Linked DNA regions of Homo sapiens: region 2 is linked to region 1. A link is an interaction called in ENCODE POLR2A ChIA-PET data of the cell type or tissue named here. Cell type or tissue: Panc1. All regions are shown on one strand. Links, peaks and the distances in the headings refer to the core of each region. The heading gives the core; the rest is flanking DNA. Region 1 overlaps FAM83D (family with sequence similarity 83 member D). Region 2 holds the start of LOC124904902 (a long non-coding RNA gene).

The links. ChIA-PET counts read pairs that join two places held together with the same protein. Peaks named below come from ENCODE experiments on the same cell type or tissue, not always from the same donor. Only the 100,000 strongest peaks of a DNase experiment are listed, where the experiment ranks them.
Region 2: POLR2A ChIA-PET joins it to region 1 with 10 read pairs; 3 of 35 experiments call an interaction of 5 or more read pairs at or near these places.

Annotation. Positions count from the first base shown.
Region 1 is chr20:38,933,280-38,937,673 of GRCh38, reverse strand. All of the region lies in intron 1 of FAM83D (family with sequence similarity 83 member D), which reads right to left. Among named protein-coding and RNA genes, the nearest start is that of FAM83D, 9.1 kb to the right of the region's middle. In Panc1, for the core only: CTCF peaks have their summits at 2,077 and 2,290 (motif pointing right); a DNase peak (open chromatin) is centred at 2,253.
Region 2 is chr20:38,777,091-38,781,484 of GRCh38, reverse strand. LOC124904902 (a long non-coding RNA gene) reads right to left here and starts at 1,987. Exons shown (of 2, transcript XR_007067584.1): 1 at 1,533-1,987. RefSeq lists enhancers at 1-489, 490-990, 1,323-1,987. In Panc1, for the core only: no CTCF peak of the experiment used is centred there; no DNase peak of the experiment used is centred there.

The sequences.
Region 1 (4,394 bases), core at 132-4,131:
TCTTTTACAGAGGAAAAGTCCATAGTCCTACTGTAGAAGCAATCAGTAGGGAAGTCTTCCTTCAAATCCCCATCCCCATCCCCCATTCCTGTGTCCCAGCCCTCATGCAACCAATCCCTGCATAGCTGAAGTAGACCTGGGGCTAGACTGAAGGGACACTCTCTTCACTGAGCTGAGCAATGACCTGGACTCATCCACTAACCGGCCGAGTCCTGCTTTCCAAGCCAGGATGCAACTCCTAGGTATCCGGTGCTCTTGCTGCAGCCTGTGGGTCCAGAAATACACCTGATGTGTATTTGGCCACTGCTCCCACTCCTGGAGGCAATAATGTGCGAAGGACAATGGCATGTCTGGAAGGCAGGCAGCCCTTGCACATCAAGTGCCCACAGTCATGGCACTCTCCCAGTCTGTGCTGCATGGAGCCCACCCACTCTCTAAGGACTAGAAAGTCGTGAGAGTGGTGACTTTCAAGAGTCCCTTCCAGGGTCAACACCCATTTGCAATTTGCAACTCAGTGCAAGTCAGTTACAACAGGAGACGTGAGGAGGACGCATCCAGCTGGTCAGGGGCATAATGGCCGGCCTGCTGACCAGGACCCCACTGTTCCTGCACTTCTCCAGCCATATCTGGAGCAGCTGCATGTGTGTCCACTCTCACATCATCATCTCAGGTAACAAATCACAAGCCTACCTCTCTCAGTCCTTCTACCTGTCCCCTCCTGATTTGTACCAAGGGACTTGGGAACCTATGTAGTTGAACAGCAGACGTCATGATGGCCTTCTTGGTCTCTGGGAAGGTCACAGACCCTGTTTATGTTACTTGCCACATAGAACTGAACTCTTTTCTGCTTGCCTTCTTGCACAAAAGCTCAAAAGTGCTATCTAGAAATTTCAAAACCCCATTACCTGTCATCCCCAATTTATAGATGAGAAAGCCAAAGCTTGGAGAGGTTAGGTAGCTTGTTCAAGGTGACAAACTTAAACAAGTACAAGGGCTGGAATTTCAACCCAGGTCTCTGTGACTCCGGAGCCATCTAAAAAAAGTACTATACTCAGTATTTTATATCATTCCAACCAAGTTTAATGGGCAGTTTTTCACATGACTGGAAGCTTAGAACAAACACTAAAGGATCAGTGGCGTAGCCCATGAAGTGCATGGGCTCAAGCTCACCACGGATGATTGACAGTACCTATCTCATAGTGTTTGCTGGCAGTTCCTGGCATATGGAAAGCCCTTAAATGGCAGCTACTCATATTCTTAGTCCCGATTCCGTCACTATCCCTGGACAAGCCATTCCATCTGAGTCTCGGTGTCCTTGAAACAAGGAACCCTTCCAGCTCTGCGAAGTCAGTGATTCATACACACTCAATGGGCAGGTCTAGGCTCTGACCAGGCACATGTGCAGCCCCAACAGGCCCCTCAGGGCCAGTCATTCCAGTTCTCATTCTAGCTCTTCTTCCTCTGTGTGAAGGAGGAAGTTCGTACCGATCACCCCTTCTCACTGCACCTCAGTTTCCCTCCCTTCCCTCCCAGAGTCATAAAGTGAGGTCAGGTGTGCAACATGCTTGGAATTCCACCAAAGATCTGCACCCACTCAATGTCAGCCTGTGCTGTGGTCAATAACATCCTGGCTGCTGCATTCTCCCAGCTGACCACATGGCCTCCATTGACCCTTCACTTCCTCTCCTAACTCTCTCAGGACCCTCTTGCTAAAAAAGCAAAAGATATATTTTCTCTCCATGTATTACATGTTTTAATAGAACAGAAATAATCTCCTTGGGATTTTGTCAAAAACCTTTAAGTAACTATCTTGACATCTTTGGGGTTTAAAAACAAAAAAGAATGTAAATTCCCACAGCGAAACCTAAACTTGCTTGTGTGCACTGTTCTCCCTCTGTTTCAGAGGCTATTATCAAATTAACAATTTAGGCCCGGCACGGTGGCTCACATCTGTAATCCCAATACTTTAGGAGGCTAAGGTGGGAGGATCACTTGAGGCCAGGAGTTTGAGACCACTCTGGGCAACACAGTTGACATCCTGTCTCCAGAAAAAATTTTTTTAATTATCTGGGCGTGGTGGCATGTGCCTTTAAGTCCCAGTTACTCGGGAGTCTGAGGCAGGAGGATTACTTGAGCCTGGGAGGTCGAGGCTGCAGTGAGTCATGATTGCACCACTGCACTCTAGCCTGGGCAACAGAATGAGAACTTGTCTCAAACAAACAAACAAGCAACCAAATAAAACAATTTAAGTATTAGATGAAAGTGCTGGCAGGGCCACCAGAGGGTGGCAGGAGCAAAGTTTTCACTGATCTCTGGAGGGACTGACCACTATTCAGTACTCTGTACTATTCCAGCATGAAGTACACAAGCAGGTGGGCTTTTCAAAGGGGAGGGAAAAGCACCAAGAAGTTAGGGGGTAGGGGGAGGAGGGCTTATCATTTTGAATTGTTTTTATTTTATAAGTATGTAAAACATTTGCCTAGTTCCAAAATCCAATTTACAAAACAAGGTACTTTCAAAGATACTTAGTTTCCATCCTTGTCCCTCCTCCCCATTGAGATAATATTTCCAATAGTTTTTTGTATATTCTTCCATTTTTTCAATATAAACAAGTATACACAGGTGTATATAAACATATTTGTTTTATATAAACATGTGTATTATGTATATAACTATGTATATGTGCTTATATCCCCCTATAGGTAAAAGGTAGCATGGAATACTACACATTGTTCTAGACTAGCGTGGCCCAATAGAACCTTCCAAGATGACAGAACTGAATCTTTATTTAATTTTAATCCATATAAATTTTAATAGCCTCATATGGCTACTACACTGGTCAGTACCATTCTAGATACCGCATATCAGAGCTAGTCCTCATTCCTTCTTAGAGCTACAGGATGTTCCACTGCAGAGACGAATCGGTTCATTCACAATGATGAACTCATCCTCTACTGACGAACACCTGAACTCTTTCCTGTGTTTTGCTATTATAATTAGTGTTGCAACGCATGGCCTATTGTCTACAACTATTCATATTTTTGCCAATATATCAAGATACAGAGAAGTGGAAGTGGTAGATCAATGGGTAAATATAACTGAAATTTTGCTAGATATTGCCAAATTCCCTTCCAGAGGTTATATCATTTGCATCAAGAATTTTTTTTTTTTTTTTTTTTTGAGACGGAGTTTCACTCTTGTTGCCCAGGCCGGAGTGCAATGGCACGATCTTGGCTCATCACAACCTCCACCTCCCAGGTTCAAGCTATTCTCCTGCCTCGGCCTCCCAAGTAGCCAGGATTACAGGCATGTACCACCACAACCAGCTAATTTTGTATTTTTAGTAGAGACCGGGTTCAAGATTTTTTTAAGCCAATATATCCACTACATTTTTGGGTTTTGCTTGCTTTTTTCCTGAAGTAACATACCTTCTATCCATAAAGAAGTCAGAGAAGAATTCTGCAGCTTCATTACTGTCTGCTAGACGCTAAGGGAAAAGAATAAAGAAATGGCAGACAGAGGCCAGGCATGGTAGCTCACGCCTGTAATCTCAGCACTTTGGGAGGCCGAGGAGGGCAGATCACGACGTCAGGAGCTTGAGACCATGCTGGCCGACATGGTGAAACCCTGTTTCTACTAAAATACAAAAAAATTAGCCGGGCGTGGTAGCGGGCACCTGTAGTCCCAGCTACTTGGGAGGCTGAGGCAGGGGAATCGCTTGAACCCGGGAGGCAGAAGTTGCAGTGAGCTGAGATGGTGCCACTGCACTCCAGCCTGGCGACAGAGCGAGACTCTCAAAAAAAAAAAAAGAAAGAAAGAAATGGCAGACAGAAAGTAGAATGGTGGTTGCCGGGGCCAGGAAAGGAGGGTATGAAGAGCTAGTGTTTAATGGGTACAGAGGTTCACTTTGGGAAGCTGAAACAGCTCTGGAGATTCGGCTAGTGACAGCTGCACAACAGTGTGAATGTATTTAATGCCACTGAACTGTACACTTACAAATGGTTAAAATGGTAAATTTTGCTACGTATTTTTTACCACAATATTTTTAAAGAGAAATGGCTAAATTCTAAAATCCTTAACCTGACACATGAAATCAAAAGGAAGGGATAAATAGTAGCAACACTTCAGTCCAGTGGGTAATGTCCCATAATGATGCACTAGTGAGAACTTCTAGGCCAGTGGTTCACAACTGGAGGGCGATTTTGCCCCCACAGGGCATTTAGCAATGTCTGGAGACATTTTTTTATTGTGGTAAAATAGATAAGTTTGCCATCTTAATAATTTTTAAGTGTACAATTCAGTGGCAATAATTACATTCACAACCATCACTACCATCTGTTTCTAAAACTTTTTCATAGCCCCAAACAGAAACTCTGTGCCCATTCATCAGTAAC
Region 2 (4,394 bases), core at 98-4,097, 160 kb after region 1:
GCCAGACTGCGTCTCAAAAAAAAAAAAAAGAAAGAAAGAGAAAATGGTGGTAGGTATTTCATCATTCTGTTTTCATTTGTTTAGCTAGAAATCCTCTACAAAGAAAAACATTCCCTTATTATCTGTTCGGTTGCCATGAGGTACAGTTTCTACAAGAAAGGTGAGATCTATGCCTGCTTTTGCCCTTTATTTCCTAGTTTCAGAATGATGAACTGGTTCCCTAGCATTCTCCAAAGGTGACCATGATGAATTCATAGATTTTAGTATGTTTCAACCTTTCACTGTTATTTTTTCAGATGCTCAAATTGTCCCATTCCTGGGCCAGCGGGAGCCCCTTCAAGTGGACTCCTGAATTTTGAGGGTTTTATTGTTGTTGTCATTGTTGTTTTGTTGTTGTTTGTTTTTTTTGAGATGGAGTCTCACTCTGTCGCCTAGACTGGAGTGTAGTGGTGTAATCTCGGCTCACCGCAACCTCTGCCTCCCAGGTTCAAGCGATTCTCCTGCCTCAGTCTCCCTAGCAGCTGGGATTACAGGCGCCTGCTACCACGCCTGGCTAATTTTTTGTATTTTTAGTAGAGACAGGGTTTCACTGTGTTGGTCAGACTGGTTTTGAACTCCTGACCTCAGGTGATTTGCCTGTTTGATTGGCTGTTTGTTGTTCTAGGCTAATTAATTAATATTTGTAAAGAGAAAATACATCATGTGTTCATATGGATACGTGCAATTCAAATTTAGGATTATATGATTTTTCAGTTTTTATTTTATATTTTTATATCTTGTTATACTGAAAATCTTGGTTGCTAACAATGTTAACATTATTTGAATATATACACACATATTTATATCTTCAGAATAATCATACCAATGCCATTACTAACAACATAATTACTGAAAACAGTAAGATTTCTTACTGTGCGGTTATTTTTTGTTCTTAGAATATATCCCACTAAAGATATACATTCAACTACTGTGGTTTCTTTTTTTCCAACTACCATGGAAAGTCACTTAAAATAAAGTCACCTAATTAAAGTCACTTAAAATAAGTCCTCTCCGTGTGAGTAAACCACCAACTTGATATATAATGAGGTTCAATTGTTTCACTTTGCTTTGATTTTAAGGATTGTGCTTTTATTTTTATTGAAATTGGTTTGTTTTGTAGTAGTGTATAACATACACACAATTCTCAAGTCAAATATGCAAAGTATGTATTGTTAATTTAAAACGAAGCAAGGCCTCTCAAACTCTTTGTTCGAAGAAAATCATAGTCATAGGAGAAAGATGAACAAAGAAACTTGCAAAGCTCTTCTGGCCAATACAGACATTGTAGACCTTCATTTTTTAAAAAGAGATGTCAATTGCAAGGTTATTACCAGGGCAACATGCAATTAAGCAAGGTTACCAATTTAAAAGCAGATTAAAAAAAAAAAAGTACACAGTTACATTTCTTTGAAGCCCAGGTGGCTTAAAAGATTCCTTTGTTTCATATACCATTTGCAGCAGGTATCAGAACTGGATGAGTCACACATTCTCACCTAAGTGCCTGTCCTGGGAGCAGGGGGCGGAAGGAATGATCTCCTGGGTGCTTTATCAGAACAGGCTTTCACCAGCTTTATGAGGCTCTCAGGAGAGTGTCTGCTTTTCCACTCTTGCAGCGGAAGAAGGAACATCTCCTTTGTCTTTCTGAGATTCCCTTCTCTAGAAGTTGTCAATCGGGAGAATCTGCATTCTCAAGGTCAAGCTCTGGAATTCCATTAGACAGCAGGGAGCCAGAAGAGCAGGCTGAGGAGTCAAATCGAGAAATGGAAAGAAACAAGCCAGGAGAAGTCTTACGATTCTGCTTCTACAGCCTGCAAAGAGCCAAAGCCGAGGTGCTGCACGGCCCTGAGCTACACCTCTGCTCTCACTTTCATCACCCTACCAGGCTCCTCGGGTGGCTTCTTCCCACATGCCCCCCCCCCCCGCCTCCCAAGACGGAGTTTCGCTCTTATAAACGGGCTGGAGTGAAGTAACGTGATCTCAGCTCGCTGCAACCTCCTCCCCCGCAGGTTCAAGCGATTCTCCTGCCTCAGCCTCCAAAGTAGCTGGAATTACAGGCACCCACCACCATGCCCGGCTAATTTTTGTATTTTTTAGTAGAGATGGGATTTCACCATGTTGATCAGGCTGGTCTCGAACTCCTGACCTCAGACGATCCACCCACCTCAGCCTCCCAAAGTGCTAGGATTACAGGTGTGAGCCACTGCGCTCAGCCTGGGCCGCTTCTTTAAGTTTGGCCCTTCTGCAGAGTCAGCTTGGAATTCAGAAAAGAGCCTTCAGAGATTTTGCATTCCTGTCATTTTGGTGCTCCCCAGAAAGCTTTGGAGTGGCATCAAAGGATCTACCCACTCACCCTGTTCCCATAGCCCCTAGCTTGGCACACACCAAGGAGTGCCAGAACTGGCTGGATGTGATCGGTATACCCTGGATTTCCCAGTGTGTCTCAGCAGTTTTGTAAGAGCTTTCTTATTGCACAGGCCCAGATGTGAGAAAAGTTGTCAAGAAAATGAGGGCAAGTCATCCTCTCCTTTGGGGCCTTCTGAAAATATCCTGGTCCATTTTATTCATATCTTAGAGTATACTGTAGCATTTGAGTGTATCTTCTCTGAATGGCTAAAGGAATGCCTGTAGCAAAGGCTGGCAGAATCACCATCAACACGAGGACCTAGTTCACACTCTTGGAGTGCCCCTTTCTATTGATAACCAGGGCACGGTTATTAATAGTCCAAATGTAAAGCCTTGGAGACTTAACACCACTTGTGATGAAACCCAGTCCAGATTATTGCTGAAGCATTGCAAGCTGGGGAGTATCAGTGGGTAAAGCCCTGCCCCCATGACTAAAGCAAAAGGGTTTCCAGAAATTTGTCCTGGCTAGGGCATACGATCAACCTCAATGCCAGGCAATCCACAGGAGGTTCCCCGGGCAGGGGATCGGCTGGACAGCACTACCCTACTCCTGGCCACGTGCTCATCAAAACCTGATGCAGGCCGGGCGCGGTGGCTCACGCCTGTAATCCCAGCACTTTGGGAGGCTGAGGCAGGTGGATCACGAGGTCAGGAGATCAAGACCATCCTGGCTAACATGGTGAAACTCCGTCTCTACTAAAAATACAAAAAACTAGCCAGGCATGGTGGCACACGCCTGTAGTCCAAGCTACTCGGGAGGCTGAGGCAGGAGAATCGCTTGAACCCAGGAGGTAGAGGTTGCAGTGAGCCAAGATCACACCACTGCACTCCAGCCTAGGTGACAGAGCGAGACTCCATCTAAAAAAAAAATAAATAAATAAAAATTTAAAAAACTGATGCAGGCTGGGAAGTGCAGGCAGCCAAATTCATCTCCCAATTCTTGTGGAACCAGAGGGTTGTGTAGACTGAGGAATGGCTGCCTGCAGAACCCCACCCCACTCCATGTCCTCTGGAACTTTTCCAAAAGGCTACTTAAGCTGGGCACTGGCCAGAGGCGAAGCCCCCTCCCTCATCCTGTTAAGCATTCCTCAGAGGAATGTCCAAGCTGAGAGACTAGCGTCAAGGAAATGACCTCCCTCCATCCCTACTCTCCTGTACTGGAAAGGGCCAACTTGCAGGTTAGTGCTGAAGACCATCTTTTTTTTTCTTTTTTTTTTTTTGAGACAGGGTCTTGCTCCTCTGTCACCCAGGCTGGAGTGCAGTGGCGCAATCATGGCTCACTGCAGCCTTGACCTCCCAGGTTCAAGCAATTCTCCCGCTTCAGCCTCCCGAGTAGCTGGGACTACAGGCGTGCACCACCACCATCAGCTAAGAGTTTGTTTTTTTTTTTTTTTTTTTTTTTTTTTTTTTAGATGGAGTCTCGCTCCGTCACCAGGCTGGAGTGCAGTGACACGATCTCGGCTCACTGCAACCTCCACCTCCTGGGTTCAAGAGATTCTCCTGTCTCAGCCTCCTCAGTAGCTGGGACTATAGGCATGTGCCACCACACTCAGCTAATTTTTGTATTTTTAGTAGAGATGGGGTTTCACCATGTTGGCCAGGATGGTCTTGATTTCTTGACCTCATGATCCGCCCGCCTCAGCCTCCCAAAGTGCTGGGATTACAGGCATGAGCCACCACGCCAGGCATTTGTTTGTTTTTTAATAGAGACAGGGTCTTGCTATGTTACCCAGGTTGGTCTTGAACTCCTGAGCTCAAGCAGTCCTCTCATCTTGGCCTCCCAAAGTGCTGGGATCACAGGGGTGAGCCACCACACCCAACCAAGACCATCTTTTTACATTTCTCTAGAAGACTACTACATAAAAAAAATTCATACTGTTATGGGATTCACAACATAATAGTAGATAAAATACATGACAATACCACAAAAGACCAACCGAGGGGAAACAGAG